Regions from separate parts of the Homo sapiens genome. Here region 2 is linked to region 1. The links are chromatin contacts, found by Hi-C or POLR2A ChIA-PET in ENCODE. All regions are on one chromosome and are shown on one strand. The core of a region is the stretch at or near the end of the contact, and the rest is flanking DNA. Distances in the headings are between cores, read along the strand shown. Region 1 overlaps LOC105376387 (a long non-coding RNA gene). Region 2 overlaps LOC105376387 (a long non-coding RNA gene).

What was found. A loop is a pair of places that touch in the nucleus more often than their neighbours do. ChIA-PET counts read pairs that join two places held with the same protein, here RNA polymerase II (POLR2A).
Region 2: a loop to region 1 is called in a map of heart left ventricle, with 4 times the contacts of the local background. The contact joins two enhancer-like sites. A Hi-C loop is called at or near these places in 1 of 168 maps with a recorded cell type or tissue (heart left ventricle). POLR2A ChIA-PET finds 5 or more read pairs at or near these places in 3 of 52 experiments (CD4-positive, alpha-beta T cell, K562 and naive thymus-derived CD4-positive, alpha-beta T cell).

Annotation. Positions count from the first base shown.
Region 1 is chr10:6,971,894-6,976,741 of GRCh38, forward strand. The region is part of intron 2 of LOC105376387 (a long non-coding RNA gene); the gene reads right to left. Among named protein-coding and RNA genes, the nearest start is that of LINC02665, 120 kb to the right of the region's middle. RefSeq lists enhancers at 283-1,482, 1,283-1,452. Within about 2 kb of position 2,183, at least 2 of the 41 ENCODE cell types and tissues checked have a DNase peak (open chromatin) inside an H3K27ac peak, as active enhancers do.
Region 2 is chr10:7,027,442-7,032,289 of GRCh38, forward strand. The region is part of intron 1 of LOC105376387 (a long non-coding RNA gene); the gene reads right to left. Among named protein-coding and RNA genes, the nearest start is that of LINC02665, 66 kb to the right of the region's middle. Within about 2 kb of position 2,815, at least 2 of the 41 ENCODE cell types and tissues checked have a DNase peak (open chromatin) inside an H3K27ac peak, as active enhancers do.

The DNA of each region.
Region 1 (4,848 bases), core at 933-3,432:
TTCTTTTACACACTGTTCTGTTAAGGAAAAAAAAAAATCAAGGTGTGTAAGTTATGAAACTGTGTGATTTTGGTGATTCTGCATTCGAGTTAAATGATATTTGCATTTAAAATTGGCATTGCACAGTATAAAGACAAACACTGAAATCCATGCTAATCATTTTAATTTTTAATTTTTCTTTACTTCAGTCAACATGGCAAATTTTAAAATGCCATGAATAGTTGAGAGAGGGAGAGGCTTTGAAAGAAAAGAAAAAGCTTTACATTTTAGTCCCACGAATGACCTTTTTTTCTGCTTTTTGAACAAGGTGACCCCCATTTTCATTTTGTGCTGGGTCCTCCACATGACGTAGCTGTTTCTGTTCCCTGTTCTTTATTTCTTTTAACCCTTGACAGTGCCCTAAACAGATATTCTTAAATGTCCTCATTTTCCTTTGTTTTTCAGAGATCACTAGCTGCTGCGTGTTCCCTGTCAGCAAATGTCATAGGGGTCAATTCCCTATGGATGCTTTTAGCGATGACACTTAGGTTAGACAGGGAGGAGTCAACCCAGCCTCCCATTCTCTTCCCGGATCCTGGTCCTTCTTTTCACTGCATAGAAGCAGGAAGAGAACAGAAGCTGTCACAAATCAGTCCCCACTGAGGATTCAAAGCCTCGTGTCTGGACTCCCATCGGTAAGACACATTCCCCAGGCATTACTGTGCTTTTCTGGTTATTTTTGTTTGTTTGTTTTCTTTCATTTTTCCTGGGTCAAAAATATTCAAGTGTCCATTCACTCTTCTGATCAATATCTTATTTGTAAATAATTTTCCAGTTCTTATCGCAAGTTGCCCTAATGATCCCCTGGCAGAAATCTCAGCTCAGATTTGTCTCTGATATAAATGTATAGTCAATCTGTTTCCTACAAAGGCCTTTCTCTATCCTTTTACACAGCAAATCACTTTACAATGTAATTTAGAGAAAGATATTTGAGAAGAGGTTTAAAGTGACTTCGTGGCAAACCAGGTAAGACCAAAGAGATGAACTGCATTTGAAAAATTCAGAATTTTTGACACATGCTCGCTTGCTTTTTCTTAACAGAAACGTCTGCTATGCTTACATTCAGACACCTGAAGGCCTCTGCCCTGAGGCACAAAATGTCAATAGAAGATTCCAGGAGTCCTTGCCCATTTTTTTGGTACCGTATCTGCAAATAGCCCAGACCCATCCTTTTGGGTCAATACAGTTAGCAGGCTGAACAGGAGGCTCTGAATCAAAAGACAGCAGCCTATTTGGATGAAGTGGACATAGGAGGAAATAATGTCATCCATCACTACCACTCCCTCCCCGCAATCTCCATCCCGATCCTGGGGCTAGATTCTCCTGCCATCTGGACATCCTTTCTGAGTGATGTGTCTGGCAGCATAGGTGGTCTTGGCGGCTCTTCTTGGCTGCTACTATTCAAAAGGAGGAAACTGGTTTTATTGGATCTCAACAAAACCTGCCTGCCCCTCACCAAACCACATCATTCTCATCTCTTATTCTTAAGCCTCAAGCACTGAAACCGATGAATTGGGCCTTATTCTGTCAACTGCATTAACTTACGTAGTGAGAAGAAGTTTAGTAACAGCAGAAACTAAACTCTTAACATAGCACTTGCAGAGTATAAAAACTGACCCTAATTTCTTACAGATTATTATTATTATCACATTTAAATATATTGAGTGCTTAGGAAGTACTCTTTAAAAGCATCGTCTCATTGAATCCTTACAAACATGGCAATAAGTATTGTTATTTATATATGTTTAACAGATAAAGGAACAGGTTTAGGAAAATTGAGTAACTAACCAAGGTAAAACAGCTAGCAAGTGGTTTGAACAGAATTCAAACCCAGGATGTCCAGCCCCAGTGAATTTGTTCTCAGTTATTATGGTATAAAGTATTTACACACAATACACATTTACTTCATATACCCAAACGTGTTCATTACAAAACTATAGAACATATTCTCTGCCCTGGAAATACTACAGTTTGCATTTGGAATTTTGATTATTTACAATAAACCCCAAAGTTCATGATACATATTTGCTTGTCATTTTGCTGAGGCATGATCTAAATCTTGCTCACAAGATTTCAATCTTTCGCCGCCACAACATAAGCCCTTGAACCTCAGCCACATCTACAGTTGAAGACGTGAAGAACCTGACTGCACCCGGGGTGGAAAGCCTCAAGACAGGAACGCTAACAACGTACTTCTGCTCACCACTTCCTACAGGCCTGCAGACAGCACAGTGAGGATGCAGGCTTTTCTCGGTTGTATAGGCTCCACAGTTTGTTCAGAACAAATTCCTGTCTCTCCCTGAGGACTCAACCTCAGCAGCAAGTCAGATCTTGACAGCAGCTACCATCTTTCTGTTCTGCAGAAATGTCAACAACATCCATTCTGCCCATCCACTAAAGAACCTCTTGGGCTGTTTTCAAGATTCCAAGGAGCCACCCAGCTGAAGGAAGGAAGCCCTGGCAGGCCACATCTACTTGGGCAAAAAGGGGAAAAGCAACGTGCTTTTGAGTGGAAACACGGTCTTTGTCAATTTCTCCTTCATTAGCCTGGCTAACTTTCCAATGGACAGTGGGAGTTTTTGTTTTTACTAGTGACTGAGGTAGAATTCTTGAGAGAGTGAGAGAGAGAGACATACAGACAGAGACCAGGAGAAAACCAGCCTTAGAAATAACTGAATTCTAGCAGAAAGTGGCAGTCAGTGACACCTATGGCAGTGCAGTCGTGTATGGGATTCCCTTTCTCTCTCTCTACCCTTTTCCACTATAGAGGAACCCATTGATCTAACTCCTTCATGGCAACTTATTCACTGATAAAACCTGCAGGAGAAGAAAAAATTACTCTTGTGTAAGAGGTAGCCTTTTTCATAGAATATACCACAAAAATTAGTTAAAAGATTTGGATTTCAGCACTAGATCTCTTTATTACAGGTCAGTTGTGTGATCTTGCACAGGGGCCTTTTTACCTCACTTAGCCTCAGTTTCCCCACCTGTATAATGAGAAAGAGAATTCCCTGAGGCTTCTTCCAGCTCTTCTCTTCTAAACTATTTTTCAGAAACACAGTCATATAGCTGATTGCAGCTTATGTTTTCCAAAGTAATTCCTTATTTTGGCCCCTGGATTCACCTACCCATGGTCTGTTTGCCAGTGAATCATCCTCTGATTAATGGACAAGTTCTGTGCCTCTCTAAGCTTCAGTTTCCCCTTCGGTCACTATGTTAAACCCCGAGAGACAGCAAAGAAGGCACAGCCATGTCCTCAAGGAGCATGCTATCCAGGAAGGGAGCAGGTCTGCCTAGACAATCTCTAAGGCTTGTTTCAGCTCTGCTGTCCTAGGATTCTATGATTGCAAGCATTTCGGGGGCCACTGTCTTCCACAACTAAGGTTGGTAATAAATAAAATAATTTGTATTTCAGAAGCTGTCTTCAAAGATGCCAAACAGCACAGTGACAACATCTGCCTTCTTGTCCAGTGGAAGACTCTGAAACACCGAGCTGTGAACAGAGTCTTTTAAACCTCCTTTAGAAGACAGGTAGCAGAGAAGCAAGCTCAGGTGTCAGCTGCAAATGGCCTTTTTCTTCAAAGAGTTGTTTAGACTTGAGTTCTTTTCTGAAATTGGAGTGCAAAAGTTCAGAGTTCTACTATGATTCTCCAATCGTTCATTAGTATTCCTGGCCTGTCCTATAATTACGAGAGTCTTTGACTTTTCACCTGTAATAACGCATTGTCCTGGGGACATGGATGCCCTCACACTCTTACTTCCTTCGATCAACACATGTATATGTGACACAGACCAGCAGAAAAAGGACTGGGCCAATGTAACGATCTCAAACAGGTTCAAACCTGCCCCCAGGGCTGTGTCAGCGCCATGCTCTAGCTTAAAGAGCAAAATTAAGTCATAAGCTAAGACAAAGGGCATAAAGTAGACAGGGTCTCTCTGACTTCTCAGACTTTGCAATTCAGGATAGACAATCAAATGAGGCTTTTTCTCACAACTCCCTCAAACACACACACACACACACAAACCTGTGAGTTCCAAAGTGCAAAGGAATCCGTCTGGAATAGCCTAAGGAAGAATGTTCATTCCACTCCTCTCCCTGGCATAACTACTGCCCAACGGGGGAAGCAGCCCTGCCCAATGATCAGGCCTCAGGCTCTGTGGCCAGGCAGGATGCAGGCATCCCAACTCTAGCACCCACTCGTAGGGTAACTGGGTTGGGATTTCTGAACCTTGACTTCCTCATCTAGACAATGGACACAAGAGTGTACTAGCTCAGAGGGCTGGTGGTGAGATTAAGTAAGACAAGATGATAACATGCAGCACCCCAGAGCGATGGCTCAGGGTGTGATATGGTTTGAATCTGTGCCCCCACCCAAATCTCATGTTCAAGTGTAATCCCCAGTGTTGGAGGTGGGGCCTGGTGGGAGGTGGTTGGATCATGAGGGCTGTTTCTCATGGATGATTTAGCACCATCCTCTTGATGCTCTCATCACAATAGTGAGAGTTCTCATGATGAGATCTGGTTGTTTAAGAGTGCAGCACCTCCGCCCTGACTCTCTGGCTCCTGCTCCTGCCATGTGAGACTCTCCTCCCACCATGGCTGCAAGCTTCCTGAGGCCTCCCCAGAACCTGAGCAGATGCCAGCATCATGCTTCCTGTTACAGCCTGTGGAACAATGAGCCAATTAAACCTCTCTTCTTTATAAATGACCCAGTCTCTGGCATTCCTTTATAGCAATTCAAGAACACACTAATACAGGGTGTCAGCAGTTTCTTGTCCTCATGACTCAGACCCTCCCTGCATGGGATC
Region 2 (4,848 bases), core at 1,565-4,064, 56 kb after region 1:
GGATTACATAACACAAGACTCTAGTATGTGGCCAAATTCATGTTAAGTTTTCCATAAGTATTTTGCAGTTTTGAGTTTGGAAAATCACACAAAATTGCTCTATGTCCTGAGTGCATTACTGACAATTCATTACTTAAATAACCAACTTCATTCCAGAGATTGAACTCCATCTAGGCTCTGCACTCTATATAATAACTTATCTTGATTTCATCTAACATACACGTCAGCATCACAGCTCAAAGAAACAGAGCTACAGGCAGAAAGGAAGAGGAATCTGAGAATCTGGAATTGACGCTTGGTAGCTAAAAATGGACAGACTAGTCATGGCAAAGGAAAGTCAGTCTTTCTGACTGTACCAATGGGAGATTTATAATTTGTGTTACTTATGGCTCTCTGAGGGTCCTTGGAGAATGGGAATATTTATTTGCCAAATGCCTGTCACTGTCACAAATAGCTAGGTTCTTTGAAAAGTGTACTCTTTCTTGTTAGGCACATTAGAACAAGCATCCAACTCCCTAAGGACATTAGATCCAAGAATTGCAGCAATGCTAAATGCCCTTGTGAATGCTTAAGATGGAAACGAGAGAAAATAATGGAATGGAGATTTGGTGCTAGAATTATGTTTGAGCTAAAGCTTAACCCCAAATCTAACTCAGTATCCCTCACTGGGCCTAGCAACATAGTTGACATGAAATAGAGAATGATAGCTTCACCCAGAGGAAAGCTATTTCCTCAGATATACTAGTAACTAATGGAATTGACTACAAAACTCATCCATTTATTTGTGAATCAGCATGCACCCCCACACACCCATTACACACACTTACGGACACTGAAACACGTTTTGTACTTTTACTGTGAAGGGGGCTTTTTGATAATTTTTTATTTCATTGCTTAAAGTTCTGGGTGGGACCTGCTAAACTGATGCAATGACTCACTAATGAGTCATAACCCATAATTTAGAAACCACTGGGAGCAAGAGAGAGAGTGGGAGAGGTGGGAGAGACAGCAGTTTATGCTGTGCAAAGTCAGATAAAGGATCATTGAGGACATGAGCTGTGTTTTGCAAAGTGGGGGATGTTCACAAGAAAGTCAAGAAGGGAAGTGTATTAGTCCATTCTCACATTGCTATAAAGAACTGCCTGAGACTAAGTAGATTATATATTAAAAAAAAGAGGTTTAATTGACTCGAAGTTCCACAGGTTGTACCAGAGGCATGGCTAGGGAGGGCTCGTGAAAGTTACAATCATGGTGGAAGGGCAAAGGGGAAGCAAGCACATATCCACATGGCGGTGAGAGAGAGAGAGTGAAAGGAAAAGTGCTACACACTTCTAAACAACCAGATCTCATGAGAACTCGCTATCACAGGGACAGCAAGGTGGAAATCTGCCTCCACAATCCAATCACCTCTCACCAGGTCCCTCCCTCCAACATTGGGAATTACAGTTCAACATGAGATTTGGGTGGAGACACAGAACCAAACCATATCAGAAGGAACTTTTCAGACCAGGGGAGTAGCATGAGGAAAGGATGGAGACACTCTGGTGTCCCCAGAGCATGTGGAGTGTGAACAAAAAGGGAGTTGAGAGCAACAGAGATGAAGCTAGGGAGAGAGAACGGGACCAGTTGTGGAAAGTCTCTGTTCCATCAGTAATGAGTTTAAAAGGATCCTCTAAGGGTATGAGTCACAAAGTGATACTTTTTGTGCTTTAGAAAATCACTCAATTGGTTCATTTCTTGTATTCGTTAATTCACCGAGGATTTGTGAACACATACAATGAGCTTTGCCCAGCACAGCAGTGTGTGGAATGGACAAGAGAGGGACACACTTCGCGTTTATGGCAGTTACTTAATCCCAAGTCCTTAGGAGCCAAGCTAGAGAGCAGCAGGAGGAATGCATCCCAGTAATGCATTGGAGCTTGAATCAAGAACACTCTTTGTGATGGGGAAATGGGAGGAGAGGCCTGAATGAGTCTGAAAGGAAGGACAGAGAGGAAGTTAACCATTGGGGGAGAAAAGGAGATGATATTGCAAAGGTGTGAAAGTGTGAAGGAGTCCGGCAGGTTAGGGAACAAAAGAAAAGTTTGGAGTGGCAGCACATGAAAGGAGGTTCAGAGTTGTGCTTGGAGAAGTGGGTTGACTTGGGGAGATTTGCTCAGGCCTCTGGACTCTGTTCTGGAGAACATGGAGGATATTGAAGCTGCAGGAGGGTGGGACAGTGATATGGTTTGGCTGTGTCCCCACCCAAATCTCATCTTAAATTGTAACTCCCACAATTCCCATGTGTTGTGGGAGGGACCTGGTAAGAGGTAACTGAATCATGGTGGCAGGTCTTTCCCTATGTTGTTCTTGTGATAGTGAATAAGTCTCACAAGATCCGGTGGTTTTAATAAAATGGGAGGTTCCCTGCACAGGCTCTCTCTCTTTGTCTGCCACTATCCATATAAGACATGCCTTACTCCTCCTTGCCTTCTGCTGTGATTGTGAGGCCTCCCCAGACATGTAGAACTGTAAGTCCATTAAACCTCTTTTTCTTCCCAGCCTCAGGCATGTCTCTTTCAGCAGTATGACAAAAGACTAATACAGAGGCACAGGGACAGCATCATTGGGTTCCTATTTCCAAATATAGAAAAATCAAAATAACTAAGAGTAGTGGATAGGAAATGGAAGAAAATTACTAAGAAATTGACATATAGAAAACCAATATTTTAGATCTAAGAGGGTTTTTACTTACTGCATTGTTGTTGCTTAAGTTATTACAGTGAGTGGCTTCATTGTGCCCCTCTTCCGGGCCCTGTGTTCCTCTAGAGTTGTTGCCAAAACCCACAGTCATGAAGCCAATTATGAAAAGCAGAGCCTGTTCATTTTGTTAGTAACTGAAATAGAAACAATTATTTACTAGTACATGTAACAGTCATTTTCAGCCACAAAAGATCATTTTAGCAAGTACATGTCTTTGGTTTACACCTCTCATTACAAGCTAGAGAAGCAATGAAGTTAAACGGAAATGGGTTAGTTTCTTAACAGTTGCTCCTCTTCTTGAAGGTAAAAGTATTTTTCAGACAGAGGCTGTATTAGTCCATTTTTACACTGCTATAAAGATACTACCTGAGACTGGGTAATCTATAAAGAAAAGAGGTTTAATTGACTCACAGTTCTGCATGACTGGGGTGGCCTCAGGAAGCCTACAATCATGGCAGAAGGGGAAGGGGAAGCAAAGCACATCTTACATGGAAGCAGGCAAGAGAGAGAGAAGGGGGATGTGCCAGACATTTATCAAACAACCAGATCTTCTGAGAACCCACTCACTATCATGAGAACAGCATGGAGGAAACCGCCCCCATGATTCAATTACCTCCCACCAGGTCCCTCCATCGATACGTGGGGATTACAATTTGGATTACAATTCAAAATGAGATTTGGATAGGGACACAGCCAAACCATATCAGAGGCTAAAATTTTACCCTGCAGATTGGAGATGGAGCCAACCTAGATAAATGTTTAGCAGACCAGCCTCCATAGGGAAAAGATTTGCCACTCTCTATTCTGGGAAGAAGCACCAAACTCCATGGCTTTAGAACTGCAGCCCACCATGGGGTGAGGAGAGACCAAGAGGCCTACCAGGCTTTCCTGGAACTAGGAAAGTAAACCCCTTGCATCGATTGTCTTCTATCCCAGCTATGGAAGGTGCCCATTACAAATCACTGACCCAGAGAATCTGATGGATGCAGGGGGGGTTTAGATAGTATGCTGCCTGCTAGACAGTGGAAGCCCGGTTAAAGGAATAAATTCAACTTCAAAAATCTTTGGGGAGCACCGCTATGCACATCGGTGCAGAATATTTTCTTCCTCTTGATGCATGAGAGAGCACATTGAGAAATTATGGACACAGGAGGAAAAAGAGCAAATGCCATGAGCCTCAGTCTCAATTCTGTCATTTACAAACAGTGACCACAGGCAATGTGCTTTGCCTCTGTGTGCCTCAGTTTACTCATCTGTGAACAGTTTGAGGTAAGAGTACCTCTAGCTTTTACATTCTGCAAGTATATGGCTGACAATCTTGAAGCCAGAAAGGGAAATTCAAGCTGATAATGTGAGATTTTCTTCAGTGCATTCCTAGAAAGTAAGAGTCGAAAATGTTTTGCTTGGGAAAAGGAAGGAAATTGCTTTCTATCACTTAAGAAGACAATTGTAGATCAACATAGTTGTGTCTCACATGTTAACTGTTATGTGACTATGAAGAGAACATGTCTTCTAGTTGGTTGATAAGAAAACTGGACTTTGGCCTGGCACAGTGGCTCTGCTTGTAACCCCAGCACTTTGGGAGACCGAGGTAGGCATATCGCTTAGGGACAAAGGTTTGAGACCAGCCTGGCGAAACCCTGTCTGTACTAAAAATACAAAAAATTAGCTGGGCATTGTGGCACATGCCTGTTATCCTAGCTACTCGGGAGGCTAAGGCACAAGAATCGCTTGAACCCAGGAGGCTGTGGAGGATGCAATGAGCCAAGATTGCACCACTGCACTCCAGCCTGGGTGACAGAACAAGACACTGTCTCAAAAAAAAAAAAAAAAAAAAAAAAAAAAACCTGGACTTCAAAGCTCCAACGTAGTGATTTTCAGGAAGAAAAAAGTACTAAATATATAATCAGGATAAAACTCACCCTAAATAGCACCCGAAAGTGTGTTTGATTTCATTAGTCATTAGAGAAATGCAAATCAAAACTACAGTGCAGTACCACCACACAGCCGCTAGGATGGCTACTATTAAAAAAAAAAGCAACAAGTATTGACAAGGATGTGAAGAAATTGGAACCCTGTGCACCATTGATAGGAAAGTAAAATGGT